Linked DNA regions of Homo sapiens: region 1 is linked to region 2. Evidence: read pairs that join two places in POLR2A ChIA-PET (ENCODE). Cell type or tissue: B cell. All regions are shown on one strand. Each heading gives the region's core, and the rest is flanking DNA. Links, peaks and the distances in the headings are about the cores only. Region 1 overlaps CD82 (CD82 molecule). Region 2 has its middle 10 kb from the start of CD82.

What was found. ChIA-PET counts read pairs that join two places held together with the same protein. Peaks named below come from ENCODE experiments on the same cell type or tissue, not always from the same donor. Only the 100,000 strongest peaks of a DNase experiment are listed, where the experiment ranks them.
Region 1: POLR2A ChIA-PET joins it to region 2 with 31 read pairs; 27 of 35 experiments call an interaction of 5 or more read pairs at or near these places.

The regions. Positions count from the first base shown.
Region 1 is chr11:44,607,309-44,616,484 of GRCh38, reverse strand. CD82 (CD82 molecule) reads right to left here. Exons shown (of 10, transcript NM_002231.4): 7 at 1,112-1,213. Among named protein-coding and RNA genes, the nearest start is that of CD82-AS1, 6.6 kb to the right of the region's middle. RefSeq lists enhancers at 1-68, 6,912-7,081, 7,085-7,585 and silencers at 4,250-4,299, 4,370-4,449. In B cell, for the core only: no CTCF peak of the experiment used is centred there; DNase peaks (open chromatin) are centred at 3,449 and 4,524; H3K4me3 peaks cover 578 bases; H3K27ac peaks cover 2,500 bases.
Region 2 is chr11:44,551,760-44,558,797 of GRCh38, reverse strand. No RefSeq gene overlaps it. Among named protein-coding and RNA genes, the nearest start is that of CD82, 10 kb to the left of the region's middle. RefSeq lists a silencer at 2,044-2,093. In B cell, for the core only: CTCF peaks have their summits at 1,765 and 1,964 (motif pointing left); DNase peaks (open chromatin) are centred at 1,137 and 1,827; H3K27ac peaks cover 2,120 bases.

The DNA.
Region 1 (9,176 bases), core at 3,283-5,782, 55 kb before region 2:
CCTCCCAAGGGACCCACTTCTCCTCCCAGGTCCCTTGTCAGGTGGCACTGGTTTATGTCACTGGTGACATCCAGACTTTGCTAAAATTAGCAAAGTCTCAGCAATTGTGGGTCAAACTACATATGCGACCAAAACATTTCCTTGTGTGCACCAAGCCTTCCAGCTGCCACAACCCCCACACCTGATCTCCTCGGTCAGGGCCAGAAAACATCGCTCTCCCCTTCCTCCACTGAGAAAATGGCCATGTCCATGTCACCTAGATGGAGTGTCCTCTCTGCAAACTCTCCTGGTGCCGCTGAGTCAGGCTTTCTCCTGCTGCCCATGCCCTTTGTACTCCACATCCCTCCCCTGAGGTGTCAACAGGCCCTAAGTGACCACTGTGTCCTGCGCCCTCACAGGATTGCAGATCAGAGATGTCAGGTCCCAGCCAAGGGCACATGCAGCATCCGGGACCACAAGAAAGGAGAGCCAGGTGGTCATTGGATCACTATTGAGACAGGCTGGGAACCTGGTCAGTCTATCTGTTGGTCAGTCGGTCAGTCCGTCCGTCCATCTGTCCACCCATCCATCCATCCATCTCTCTCACTTTAATGGAGGTATAATACACATGAACTAATGGGCACACATTCAGCTTGGTGCATTTTTACGTATGTGCACATACTGGCGAAACCAGTATCAAGATTTGGCTAAAATACTCCTTTTGCCCTAGAAGGCTCCCCAACACCTCCCCAGCTAGTGCCCTTCCCCAGAGGCAGCCTTCACTGGGACTTCTCAGCATATCAGCCTTGGCTCCCAGTTTCCTAAAACCCAGAGTGGAGCTCCCAACGCTCCCCAGTGTAGCTTGAGATAAGAGGGCTGACAACTGCCCCCATGCTCTCTGGCCACAAATGGGAGCACAGAGCTGTGAAGCTGCCTCTGAGTCTCTGGGCCCCCTGAGCAGGGAGTTGTGGTGCTAACTGGGGTGCCCTGCCCCCATAGAAGCACACTCTCCTACAAACTGTCAGGCACACACGAGCACTGCAGATGCCAGTCCCAGACATGTGGGTGCACAGAGCCCCAAATGCAGGGACACCCAGGCCAGAGAGCCTCCTGCAGCCCCGCCCCACCTCACCTGAGCCTGCACGTAGTCCCAGGCATCCTGCAGGCTGTCCTCGCGACTGCTGTTGTAGTCTCGAATGAGCTCAGTCACGATGCCGCCCATCTCCTGCTTCAGCTGCAGGGGGGAGGACAAAGGTCAGGGTCAGATTTCCTGAAACCCGTGCCCACCTGTGGTCACCCCTACTTAAACTGCCTCCCCCCGTTCCCCTCAGCAACCCTGGGACACGCTCATGGCTCCAGCCACTTTCCTGGCGCTCCCAGGGTGCCCGATGCAGGCAGTGCCAACCACTCCTGCCCCACTATCTCTTCTGCGCTTGGCAGCAGCCTGGCCCTGTAAACATCAATATTCTCATGTCACTGCTGAAAACCCCGTAGGGGCCTCCCACCTCCAGGGCAGTTCCCACCGTCATTGTCCCCATAACAGCCTAGGAGGTCCTACACCACTTGTCTGCCTCCCCAGGCCTTCTGTCCTCTGTTCTTCCTCCCTCTGCTTCAACTGACTAGATTTCTGTGCTGTCTTTGTGCCAGGCACACTCCTGCCTTGGGGCCTTTGCACCTGCTGTTCCCACCGCCTGGAATGCTCTTCCCCTAGACATTAACATGGCTCACCCTCTGCTTCCTTCAGGGCTCTGCTCCAATGTCACCTCCTCAGAAAGGCCTTACCAGACCACTCTACAAAATATCAGCCCTTCCCCATCCCCTCTCCCCCAACCAATCAACCACCCCTCCCCGGCCTCCCTTATCCCACAAGGGAAAGCATGCTGTATTTCTCTTTAGAGCACTGACGTTACATGCTTGTTGGTTTTCAGGGCTTATCATCTCTCTCCACTAGCACATCAGCTCCGTGGGGGCAGGGACCACATCTGGCACGCTCACTACAGGGTCCCCCGTGGCTAGCGCCAAGCCTGGCACAGAATAGTTGTGTGGGGTACGTGAATGCTGAATGCACACCTAACCACCATGGTCTGCCAGGCACCAGAGCCAGACCCATGCAACTTCTTGGTGAATCCTTACACCTCCCACAGGGCAGCTTCAGGGAGAAGGAGGGACAGGGAGGAAAGCCCAGCTCAGTTTCCTTCTTCCAAGGACCAGAGTGCAGCCTCTCCAAACAGGGCCCCCAAGACAGCAGGGTAGATGCCTGGAGGGGGCCCCAAGACTGAGGGACCTGGAACTTCGGTATCAACTATATGGTCAAAAGATCCTCCCTCTATGTAGTCATGGTGGTGGGTGCCCGTAATCCCAGCTACTCAGGAGGCTGAGGCAGGAGAATTGCTTGAACCCAGGAGATGGAGGTTACAGTGAGTCGAGATCGCACCACTGCACTCCAGCCTGGGCGACAGAGTAAGAGTCCATCTCAAAAAACAAAAAACAAAAACAACAACAAAAACAACAACAACAAAAAACAAAACAGAAAAGATCCTCCCTCACCCCTTCCCAAGCCCCAAGCCAGCAGTGCCAGCCAGCCGGAGTGTGAGGTCAGTTGCCTTTCTGGGACCTGGCTACTTGCCCCAGAGCTCCAAAAACATCTCACTTTTTTTTTTTTGTTTTGCTTTGTTTTGTTTTTTTGAGACAGGGTCTCCCTGTCACCCAGGCTAGAGGGCAGTGGCAGGATCTCAGTTCACTGCAACTTCTGCCTCCTGGGGTTAAGCAATCCTCTCACTTCAGCCTCCCAGGTAGCTGGGGCTACAGGCATGAGTCACCATGCCCGGCTAATTTTTGTATTTTTAGCAGGGACAGGGTCTCGCCATGTTGCCCGGGCTGGTCTCGAACTCCTGACCTCAAGTGATCCACCCAGCCCAGCCTCCCAATGTGCTGGGATTACAGGCCTGAGACACCTCGCCTGGCCCAAATCTACATCTTGCCTATGCTGGTCCTCACCCTGCTCAGGAATTAAGGGTTCCTTCTTGTGGTGGAGAGCAGCACCTGCTCTCAGCTAACCCCACAGAGAAAACACTGATTTACAAAGCAGGCAGAGAAGGGGTTTCTAAATAAGTCAGTTGTGCAAAAGGAGGCAAACCCAGAGCCCGCTGAGGGCAGGGCCTCCCTCGGCGATAAGCAGGCCTGGGTGGGAGGGGAGCCTCCGAGAGCCAGCCCCTGCCTGGCTCCACCTAGCCTCTCACATGGACCTTGCCCAGAGACCTTTCAGGGCAAATGCATGGTTGGACTGGTCAAGGCAGTGGGGGCGAGGGACCCTAGAAGGCAGGGATGCCAAGGAGAAGGCCACACACCTTCCCACCTCGGTTCCTGAGAAGGAAGAATTGGGAGAAATGAGACAGGTACTTCCAGGTGGGGTTTCAGAGCCTGACTCCCAGGGAACCCTGTTGGTGGAGCTTCCAGCAGCTCCCCATGGGCAGTCCTTGAATGAACGCTGTGCTCAGAGAACCCATATCCTGCAGATGGACCTGCAGCCCTGGCTCCTCACCCAGCTCCCTTGGTTAAATTAATGCTGGGGCTGGCCATGGTGGCTCACGTATGTAATTCCAGCACTTTGGGAGGCCAAGGTGGGCAGATTACGAGCTCAGGAGATCGAGACCATCCTGGCTAACATGGTGAAACTCCATCTCTACTAAAAAAAAATACCAAAAATTAGCTGGGTGTGAATGGCAGGTGCCTGTAGTCCCAGCTACTCGCGAGACTGAGACAGAAGAATCGCTTGAACCCGAGAGGTGGAGGTTGCAGTGAGCCGAGATCACGCCACTGCACTCCAGCCTGGGCGACAGAGCCAGACTCCATCTCAAAAAAAAAAAAAAAAAAAAAAAAAAATTAATGCTGGGAAACCAGCCTCTGATGACGCTCCCTGCCCTTCTCTCAATAAAGCTCTCAGCATGATATTTAAAAAAAAAAAAAAAAAGCCCTTATACAGAGTTCTGCAATTTACAAAGCTTTCCTGTCAGTAATTAATCCCAACACTAATAGTGGCTAACTTTTATCAAATGTTTGTTATGTACCTGGTGCTGTGGTAAGCACTTTAAATGTATTATCTCAACTGAATCTTCACAGCAGACCTATGGCCTAGGTATTCACCCCATTCCCTCATTATAGAGATGCAGAAAACAAACCCAGAGAGGTTAATTAACTTGCCCAAAGTCACACAGCCAACATGCGGAAGAAGTGAGGTTTGCACACAGGCTTGGCTGATTTCAGAACCCAGGTTTTTACCTATTAAGCTTTATTGGCATTTAAACCACACGGCTATACCCAGTTTTAACCAGGGCCCAGAAAAGCTAAGTGGTTTGCCTGAGTCACATAGCTGGGGCTGTCTGCCAGGTGATCTGACATCTCGGGTCCACCTCTCAACCCCAGTGGGTGGGTGATCCCCACGGTGTGGAAAGGAGGGGCTCTCTAGAAGCATCTGTGCGGAAAGCTGCCTCTCCCACATCCTTCCCCACCCACCCAGCTTCCTCACAACATGTTGCACTGAGGCTCTGTTTAAACCCCAGCGTGGTTGTCACAGCAGCCTGGACTTCCCTGTTTCTCTCCCAGCCTCCCTGAAATGAGAAGGTGATGGAAGCTGGGTGGTTTCCACCTAGATGGGTGGTTTCCATGGAAACACCACAACATCTTTCAGTCCAGAATGTGGTTGAGGGACACACCTGGGCCACGGGGACCATGGCCACAGGGGCTGGTTCAGCTTGGAGCTGATGCTCAGGAGGCCTGTGCTGGGAGTGCAGGGAGGTCACCCTGGCAACCAGGTAGCTACTGAGACAAAAAGGACAGGGAGGTAGCAGGAGAAGACATTCATGAGCTCCCTCCATCCCCCCAGGGACCGCTCCATTGTTTCTGCCTGCCCTGCAGAAACCCACTCCTTGGATGTAACCACCCTTCTATTTCTCCATGGAGCTGAGGAGGCCCCACTCCCTCGATGCCAGAAGCAGGCAAAAGACCTGGGCTGCCACTCAGTGCCATCCACATCACAGGCACGGCGAGTGGTTCAGAGATGGGCTTGAGACCCATGCTCACATACCCGGCCCTCTTTCCATCAATGTGGTAGGATGAGGACCTGGGCTACCCTCAGGCTCCACTGGGGACAGCCTGCCCGAGAAGGGAGCCAACAGAGGAGGGTAGGGCTGAAGGGTGAATAGGGACAGCAGCAGCCTTTGGGATCCAGCTGAGCCTTCTGCTGGCTCTGGCTACTTTCAGTTGAGTCACTGTCACATGCCATAAAGAGTCCTGCCCAGGGCCAGCTGCATAATTTACACCTAGTGCAAAGCAAAAATGCAGGGCCCCTTGTTTAAAAATTATTAAGAATTTCAGCTGGGCGTGGTGGCTCACACGTGTAATCCCAACACTTTGGGAGGCCGAAATGGGCAGATCACTTGAGGTCAGGAGTTCGAGTTCAGTCTGGCCAACATGGTGAAACCCCATCTCTACTAAAAACACAAAAATTAGCTGGGCCTGGTGGTGTGTGCCTGTAGTCCCAGCTACTTGGGAGGCTGAGGCAGGAGGATCACCTGAGCCCAGAAAGTGGAGGTTGCAGTGGGCCGAGATCATCCCACTGCACTCCAGCCTGGGCAACAGAGCAAGACTCTATCTCAAAAAGAAAAGAAAAAAAAAAGAATTTCAATACAGCAACAGCAGATTATCCTGTGTGACTGCATAGGTTGAATGCCGAGGAAGCCAGCCCTGTCTTCCCTGTCTCCCTCCTCCCCATTTCTCAGAAGAGAAAAATGAGGCTCAGAGTTGGAGCAACTTCCCAAGATCACATAGATAGAAAGCAGCAGAGACATGACCAGACCTTGATCTGTGCAGCTCCAGGGACCCGGGATCTTAGCCTCGGCAAGCTGCCCAGGGCCTCCCCATGACCCTGCTGTCCTCTGCATGGCTCTACTCACGTCCCACCCAAATGCTGAGCTTTGACTTCTCTTTTAGTGTGAATTTTCACAGAGTCAGAGTTAGGAGAGACCTTTGCGTCCAGCAAATCATCCAAATGTAAGAGTCATGCTTTTTTAGGCTCTGCTTAAATGCTCCCTGCGATGGGGAAGTCAGTACCTCACACAATAGCATGTTGCGGAGTTGAGAGGCTCTGATACAATTTAAGTTCTGCTCAAATGACTTCTACCCACTTGTATTAGTTCACATCCTCCTCCTCTCTCAGCTACCCAAGTCCCAGCTAGGACCACAGGAACAAATCAAATCCCTCTCTCGAAGGACACATGTCATCCAGATACTTGAGACTAGACTACATCTCCAGGGTAACTTTTCGGGCTCCTGTGCCCGCCCCTTGGGGTGCTGTGCAGACCTCTTGCCATGCTCTTTAAGGTGTGAAATAGCCCCTTATAATAAGGTATAAATGCATGAATTGGACCCACATCTTCCTGTCCTCTCCAGGTTTCCCACATGAGATGTTGGCAAATGCTTTGCTAGAATACAGATACACCAGCTCAGAGGCTGCATCCCAGTACCCTGATAGGAAATGAGGGCGCTTCCTGCATCTTTTCTGCAAGTCCAGCTGCAATCCACGTAATTAGCTACCCCAGAATGCAGAGCCAGTGACCAGCGTGTGCTTCAGAGATTCTAGCCCAAGTGTCTTTCCATAATCCCTTTCCAGAGGGGTAGCCTGGACTCCTCCATTCCCTTCTCAACAGGGGAGAGAAAGGTCACCTCTCCCTGTCCCAGGCTCCAGCTGCTCTTCCTCCCTCTGCCCCATCGCAAGAGAACCCCAAGCCAGAGAATCAGGAAGTTCTAATTCAGCAAGCAGACAGTTCACAGAGAACCACACTGTCCCCTAGGAACCCGTCTCGCCACCTGTGTCTCACACATGAGGGTATGTGCGCACCAACAATTTGGGGCTTTCAGGGTGAGAGCAAGGAGGACAAGAAGGAAGTCACAGTTCCCCTGACCAACATCTCTGGGGAGTTGTCTGGCCAGCCACTGCCACTGTCACAGCCCCCACCTCTGGCTCCCAGCCAGGCCAAGTGAGCCCCTTCCCCTCCAATGTCTTCTGCTTGAGCGTGACAGCACTCAGAGCCTCAGGGGCCTCCCTGGCACAGGTATGGCCTGCCAAGTGCACCCAGCTCAGCACCCACACACCACAGGAAAGGGCAAACTGCATTCACTTCCTTCTCACTCCTCCCACCTCCACTCTCTAGAGAGAACAAGTCAGAATCCCTGACTGCCTGCACTGGGCATGGCCCAAGAGCTCGCCTGTGGATCAGAGAGTCTGGGTAACTTATCCGAAGCCACACAGCAATCAGCGGCAGAGCCCACACTAAAACACAGGGCCCCTGAATCCCAGGGCTGGGCTCTGCTCACCAGAGGCTGGATAAACAAGCAGATGAGGATCTTAGCACCGTGCCCAGATCCCCATTCCCGCAGCCCTTGCTCTGCTGACAACGAGGGCAGCAGGAACAGCTGCCACCTATTGAGCCCTTACCAGGCCTTCATGAAGTGAATAATGGCGGCAATAATAATAAACACTGGCAATGATGCCAGCAACATCAGCCTCCGGCTGAGTGCCGCACGACGCCCTTCCCGTTTGTTAGTGCTCTTCATCTCTGAAGTGCTGCAAGGCAGCCCCTGGGGGCTCCGGCTCGAGACAGGATCAGATTTTAGAAAGGGCCTGGAGGGACAGATCACACCCACTAGTGGGGGCTGGGGCAGCAGCCTGCAGTGAGTCTCATTTCTATTTCCCTAGGGACACCCGAATGGGGCAGGCAAAGGCCATACATAGCCTTGCTTCTGTTCAGGTTCAATTTTGCCACCAAATTAGTTGCAAATGCTACTTTTGGTTTTTAAAGTGTTTCTTTGGATTTCAGAATTGCAGAGAAGGGACAGTGGGCCTATATTGTTACTAGTTTGACAAATGTGGAAACTGAGGCACAGGGAGGCTGAGTAGCATGCCCAGAATGTCAGAGCAGTGGTTCCACAGTCAAGACCCTTGGACACCATTCTGCATTTTCACAGAAGTGTCACAGTCTGTGTTCACTTCAACCTGAGTGGTAGAGCAGGGAGAGGCAGATTTATTCTCAATTTATAGAAGCAGAACCCAAGGCTCCAGAGGTGACAGGCCATGCCAAGGTCCCCAACCTCCCCATCGCTGCCCTGAGAAGAGTGGCTGCGGGTGACAGAGGCAGGAAGGACAGAGGGCAGCCCTGGAGACCACAGCAGGGTCACTCCCACCCACCTGCACGGGAGCCCTATCTCCTTTCAAAAGGCCTTTCTTTTCCTTAGGTTCAAACAAGTCCCACCCCCACGCTGAGCCTTGTCTGCCAGAATAAACACATCAAGAGTATGTTTAGTCTTCCACTGAGATTTATGATGCGTTGCGAAAGAAAAAAATATATTGTTCATTCCAATTCGGGCGATACAGTGGCACCAGAACTTCTTCAGCAAAGCCAGAAAATTTCCCCCTGCCTTCCAGAAAAGATGGTGGTGGACTAAGGTGAGGCAGGCTGGGACTAGGGGGTGTGGACTCTGAAGGGGAAGACAGGGGCAGGGGGTGCAATGCACAGAGCTTGGCTGGGGTCGAGAAACCCAAATCTCCAAACAAGTCCTGTTCTGGGGCTGATAGGACACCTCTGAGGCTAAGCTCCTCATTATCAGCCAAGCAGAGTTACCCAGCCGGCGGGAGGGCAGCGTGGTGGATAGGGAGGCATGGGCCTTGGACTCCAAGGCATCAGGATGGAAATCCCCACTCTGATGCATCCAAGCTGTGTGTGTCAGTGGCTGAAAGTCACTTTGCTTTCCTGGGCCTCAGTTTCTTCAAATGGAAAATGTTTGTAAATTTGAACATGTATTGCAGCTCACTTTTCTAGCTCAGCTCCTGGCATGTGGTTGGTGCCAACCTGGTGGGCCATATTTATTACTGTGAGATGGTGAATCACATAGGGTGGACTGCCCAAGATCCCTGCAGAGGCGACCAGCTTCTGAGTCATAGAAACCGGCTCACTGGGGCCTGGTTCTAATCCACCCTGATTATATCACTAACTAGGTCCTAAAGAAGCTCAGTGCCATAGGACAGAAATGAAGACCTGACCCCATGACCATTTTTCTGGGAAAGGAATTTCCCTCCCTTAACTGCTGGCTTCCTGTCTCACAGCCAAACAAGCTGCTTTTCATCTACAAAATCCACTATTTTC
Region 2 (7,038 bases), core at 756-3,255:
GCTCATTGCAACCTCTGCCTCCTGGGTTGGAGCAATTCTCCTGCCTCAGCCTCCCAAGTAACTGGGATTACAGGTGTGTTTCACTCACGCCCAGCTAATTTTTTTGTATTTTTAGTAGAGACGGGGTTTCACCATGCTGGCCAGGCTGGTCTTGAATTCCTGACCTCAGGCAATCCACCCACCTCGGCCTCCCATAATGCTGGGATCACAGGTGTGAGTCACTGCGCCTGGCCAAAAAACAAAAATTTTAAATGATAATTATTTAAAATATTGTATATATATATCTATAAAATAAACAGAAAGCAGTCCTATTATTTTCTCCTTGAACCCCAGCGGATCACATTGGAGACCATCGGCCACGCCTTTAGGGAGGGATTTTTGGAAGAGCAAAGCAGAAGAAAGGGGACTACTCTGGGCAGCGCTTTTTCAGTCTCCAGATAGAAGCACACCTTGGAGCTGTTGCAGGTTCCTTTCCCAACCACCACACTGAAGCGAATATTGCAATAAAGTGAGACACACAAATTTTTTTGGTTTCCTAATGCATGTAAAAGTTATGTTTACCCTCCACCATAGTCTATTAAGTATGCAATAGCATGTCTAAAAAATGTGCATACCTTACTTAAAAACTGTTGATCCTGGCCAGGTGTGGAGGCTCATGCCTGTAATCCCAGCACTTTGGGAGGCCGAGGTGGATGGATTACCTGAGGTGTGGAGTATGAGACTAGCCTGGCCAACATGATGAAACTCTGTCTCTACTAAAAATACAAAAATTAGCTGGGTATGGTGGCGGGCGCCTGTAATCCCAACTACTCAGGAGGCTGAGGCACGAGAATTGGTTGAACCCAGGAGATAGAGGTTGCAGTGAACCGAGATCACACCACTGCACTCTGGGAAACAGGGCGAGAGATTCAGTCTCAAAAAAAAAAAAAATTGATCCAAAATTCTGACAAAAAGTGAGTGCATACTGTTGGAAAAATGGCACGGACAAATTTGCTCAGTTCAGTTGCCACAAACCTTCAATTTGTAAAAAACACGTTATCTGTAAAGCGTAATAAAAAGCAATGTATGCCTGCACTCATAAGCCCCTGAGATGGATGAGGAGGTGCTGCAGAAAGGGGAACTCTCACAGCTGTTCTTCGGTGGAGCTGCACTATATCAGTGGGGAGATCTTTCCCTGAATCAGGCCTGAGATCTAAAAGAACACACCTGTGGCCCAAGAAGCTGATGGTGTAGACGTTCTCTCCCTTATACAGTTGAGAAGGCCAAGGCTTAGTTGAGTTGAAAAAGTTTTGAATTTGTGGCCAGCATTTAAAAATTGGGGAATTTTATGTTGATTTTTAGATGTATAGGGATAGGGACATCTGAGCCTCCTGCTGTGCCTTCCAACGGGGCCACAGCGGATGGACCTGAGTTGTGGCTGACCTCTTTATTTGCGACATATGACCTCCAGCTGGCTACAGTCCCCACTGTGCCTATGGCTCATCTAGCCTGCTTCCCTCATTTTTGTGACCTGCCTGGTTCCCATGGGGAACTGAGTTTGCAATCCGGGGAGCAATACTGGCTGAATTCATGTTCATATTGAGAGCATTCTGAGTAGCTGGCAGGGCCACACAGACCTTAGCGGGAAGACAGGGACACCACTTTCCAGGATGATCCCTGTGAAAACTGCCATGTTTGCACTGCCCTCCTCTGTGAGACATGGTTTAGCTCAAGTCCTTGCTCTGGTAACTTTCCAACATGTGACTTTGGGCACATGTGACCTTCACCTCTCTGGGTTTGTTTCCTCACTGCTTACGCTGCAGGCAATGCACATACAATATTTGCTACTTTAGGGCTATGAGATGCACTAGTTAGTTGTGTCCAAGTCATTCCTTTTACCAACAGAAATGAAGAGAAAGAGGAGAAAAAAATAAATAAAACCAAAAACCTCATCACTCTTTTCTCCAAAATGAGCATTTATCGCCCTCTGGTGTCCACCACAGCGCTCAGTGCAGCCAATTAAGAGCGGCTTGAAGGCCGGGCGCAATGGCTCATGCCTGTAACCCCAGCATTTTGCGAGGTTGAGGCGGGCAGATCACCTGAGGTCAGGAGTTCAAGACCAGCCTGGGCAACATGGTGAAACCCTGTCTGTACTAAAAATACAAAAATTAGCCGGGTGTGGTGGCATGAGCCTGTAATCCCAGCTACTCGGGAGGCTGAGGCAGGAGAATTGCTTGAACCCAGGAGGTGGAGGTTGCAGTGAGCCGAGATCACCCCACTGCGCTCCAGCCCAAGAGACAGAGCAAAACTCCGTCTCAAAAAAAAAAAAAAAAAAAAATCAGCTGGCACGGTGCCTCACGCCCATAATCACAATCCCAGCACTTCGGGAGGCTGAGGAGGGCAGATCACCTGAAGTCAGGAGTTCAAGACCAGCCTGGCCAACATGGTGAAACGCCGTCCTTAGTGAAAATACAAAAATTAGCTTGGCGTGGTCATAGGTGCCTGTAATCTCAGCTACTTGGGAGGCTGAGGCAGGAGAATCGCTTGAATCTTGCAGACAGAGGTTTCAGTGAGCCGAGATCATACCACTGCACTCCAGCCTGGGTGACAGAGTGAGACTCTGTCTCAGAAAAAAAAAAAAAAAAAAAGTTGGGGGCTTGGAGATGAAAGACTTGGAGGCAGGGGAATAGGGGCTGCCCCATTCCTCATGGTCTCAGTTTAATCCCCCTGGCTGCAGGGCCAGGTGAGGGCAGACATGGAATTAGGTCTCTACGCCAAGTTTCAACTGCAGACACCCACCCAGCTCAGATAAGGACACTTTTGAGGCGTGGGATTTACAAGCCAATGAGACAGCTGGCCTAAAGTCACCGCATTTAATAATCATGATGAAATAACATTAAACACAGTAGGTATTAGTTATAAGCATGGCAAGTGAAATCTAGTTGTTTTTGCAGAAAAATTTTATTTAATGGCTCTTGCAAAGTCCCCTGAATTGTTGAGCATGGGGCTGGGGTTGGCTGGAGAGTCACAGCTTCTGTGAGGTTATACTGCAGTAACAAAGAACTCCCCAAATCTCATTGATTTATATCAACAAAGGCCCTATTCCCCACTTATGTTACATGGCCGCTAAAGATTGCTGTGGGTCACGTGAGACTCTGCTTCATGTGTCTTTGTTATTCCCAGATCCAAGATGGAAAATCCGTCCCTATTTAGGGTCTTCTCATGGGACAGAAAAGAAGAAGCAGTGGTCAAGCCGCTTGGTGGCTCTCAAAGCTCCTGCTTAGATGTGGTATCTGTCATTCTGCCTACATGCCATTTGTTAAGGCAAGTTATGAAGCTGAGCTCCATATCATGGGCAGAGAAGTGTCCTCCCAGAGGGAGTTGTTGCCAGTCACATGACAATGGGCGGGGCTGTCTAATCTTACAGGGATGGGAAGGGACTCATTGGAGAAAAGGAAAACCCATACCAGTTCCTCTAGCACTGATAGCTGGATTCTGGGGAGCAGAGCTACCAGGTACATCAGTTACAAAGACACTGAATGCCACAAATCATGCTTCATAGTAGCTCTCATTCAACTGTATTTCACTTCTGCATTTCACAAATTATTTATTGAGTGCCTCCTGTGTCCTGGATGATATTCTAGCACTGAGGATATAGCAGTCAATGCCTTTGCCCTCTTGAATATATATTTGGATACCTATTATATATAATATTTATAACATATTATATATAACTTATATGTAAATAAAAATATGTACATATTTGCCATCATGATTTGAAAAAATATTTACCCAAAATTTACTTTTAGTGTGTTCAAGTAGCTGTAACAAAATACTTTAGACTGGGCAATTTATTAACAGTAGAAATTTATTTCTCATGGTTCTGGAGTGTGGGAAGTCCAAGACTGAGGTACCAGCAGATTGGCATCTGGTGAGGGCCCACTCTTTGCTTCCAAGATGGCACCTTCTAGCTACATCCTCACATGACTGAAAGGGCTAACAAGCTCCTTGGGCCTCTTTTAAAAGGGTGCTGCTCCCATGCACAGAGGTGAAACCTTCATGACCAAATTATCTCCCAAAAGCCCTATCTCTTAATACCATTGCATTGGGGAGTAGGTTTCAACATATGAATTTCAGGGGACACAAACATTCAGACCATAGCACTGACTCATGAACAGAAAGCCTGCTCTAATGATTTCACACAAAAATGGAGGCTAGACCATTTGGGCTGTGGGTGGATACTGCAAGAAGACACGTGACTCTAAGTTGTATCTCAGTAGTTCTTCCGGGAGGTCTGCATCCAATGTTCACGGTGTAGTGTGTAACCACCACTATAGGCTCATTCTCTTTTCTCTTTTTTTTTTTTTTTTTTGAGACAGTCTCACTCTGTTGCCCAGGCTAGAGTGCAATGACACAATCTTGACTCACTGCAACCTCCACCTCTGGGGTTCAAGCTATTCTCCTGCCTCAGCCTCCTGAGTAGCTGGGATTACAGGTACCCATCACCACACCCGGCTAATTTTTGTATTTTTAGTAGAGACGGGGTTTCACCATGTTGGCCAGGCTGGTCTCAAACTCCTGACCTCAAGTGATCCGCCTGCCTCGGCCTTCCAAAATGCTGGGGTTACAGGCGTGAGCCACTGTGCCTGGCCTACCATAGGCTCATTCTCATTATTAGGTGTAACTGTTGCCTAAGAAAGAGGAAGAGCCTGTGGAGGAAGCAGATGAGCCAGGAGACCTGGGAAATTTAAGCACTCATAGAAATATTCAGCAATGAAAGAAATGCACTCGTGAGCCTCCATTTGGCCCTTGTGTGACTCTGCATACTGTGCATATTTTTTTCATGAATAAGAAAGTAAAGAATGGTTATAAAAGTGTTGTTGGTTCTGGAATACACCACCACATTTCCTGAGCACAACAGGTGTTTTCTAAAAACCTAGAGAAACAGATTAAGTGGTAGACAAAAAACCATCATCCACCAAAGAGTTCCTAAGCCGGCAGACACACAAACCCACTAATGACTCCATTGAGGGTTGGGTAATTAGGCGATTGGTGTTTCAGATGCTCTCTATTATGCAGAAGTCCTCAGTGGATTGTAATACTGTGTATGTTTGTATGATATTGGATAAATCGATTGGGATGTTTGGATAGGTTAGTATTATGTCCTAAATGCTTATGTCCCCTCTAATATTCACATATTAAAACTCTAACCTTTAGTGTGGCTGTTTTTGGAGATGGGGCCTCTAAGGAAGGAACTAATGTTAAGTGAGGTGGTAAAGATGGGGACCTGATCTGATAGGATTCGTGTGTTCATAAGAAAAGACACTGGAGCTCTTCCTCTCTCTCCACCATGTGAGGAAAAAAGAGAAAAGTCAGAATCAGAGGATTACCTAAGGCTGTAAAACAGTTTGTGCTAGAGCCAAAGTTAGAAAATGTCTTTGTGATTCCTTGTTCCATTGTCTTAACGAGGTGACTTAGTCCACTTGTACTGCTATAGCAAAATACCTGGGACTGCATAATTTCTAAATAATATAAATAGATTTCTCATGGTTCTAGAGGCTGGGAAGTCCAAAACCAAGCCCTGGTGGATTCAGTGTCTGGCAAAGACCTGCTCCTCATAGATGGTGCCATTTAGGTGCCCTCACATGGCAGAAGGGATGGAAGTGCAAGAAGGGCTAAGCTGGTTCCCTCCAGTCCTTTTATAAGGTACTAATCCATGCATGAGGATGGAGCCCTCATGATTTAGTCACTTTTCAAAAAGAAGTGATTACTACCTCTTACTACCACCACAGTGGGGATTAAGTTTCAACATGAATCTTACAGGGGATGCACGTCCAAACCATAGCACTAGTATTTCAAACAGTGACATCACATGTTAATATTGGCCCACTAGGAATGTGTTTTAAGAAGCAGACCCAACATTTGCTATCTGCCAAGATCTCTCCCTTCCATTCTGCTAGAAGGCTTTCCTATCCCTTATTAGGGCCCCAAGTCTATGGTGCCAGTCCCAGATCCCAGTGTGGCCCTTTTATCACCAGCCCAGTCAGGAAGCCTGCAGGCTGTTTCTGGAGCCCAAGCACTTTGCTGGCAGTGAAGGAAGAAGAAATGAAGAAAGAGCTAGAAAAAAGAAAACGTTCTAGTTCACCAGGAGAGCTCACCTTTATCCTGGGTCTAAGAGGAATTTGCTTGCTGGGGTCCTTAGGTATCAGGTCACTGGGCCATATGATAAACTTTATCCATGACTGCAGTATTTAAAAGAAAGTTTTATCTGAGCTCTATTTCAATAATTTCCAGGTTATGCCCTTAAAAGGACAAGAGGTTCAGGTGATGGGTTCATCAAACTCTCACAAGTCATCACTAAATAACTTACTCATGTAAGTTACAAATACCACTTGTTCCCCCCAAACCTATGGAAATAAAAAATTTAAAAAAAACACACACAAAACCCATGAAAATATAGCTAGAATGAAAAAAAAAAAAAAAGAACAAGAGGCTGCCTTTTGCTCCCCCCCTCCCTGTCTTCTCTGAATTCCCACTGGCTAGAATGGAGATGTGATGGTTAGAGTTGAAGCAGCCATATTAGACCTCAAGGTAGCAGCCAAATATTGAGGAGAACGAGCAACAAAGACAGGAGACAGGATTTCAACTGCATTCTCAGCTGGGCCCACCAAACTAAATATTAACATAAGACAGAAGTTAACTTTGGCAGCATCATCACTATCACCACCACCACCACCATTGTCACCATCATCAATGTCACCATCAATGTCATCAGCGTCACCACCAACACCATCATCATTCTCACCACTACCATTACAATCCACTATCACCACCTTCACAATCACCAAGACCATCTCTATTGTGTTTGTCATCATCACCATCATCATCATCATCCCCATCATCACTGCATTAACCAAAGTCATCATGAATGACATCATCGACATCATCACTGCCATCTTCATCATCGTCATCACAATTATTATCAGCATCTTCATTACCAACAACAGTAGCTTTGCCATCACTATTCCCACCCATGGAATGACTCTCAGTCCATGGACT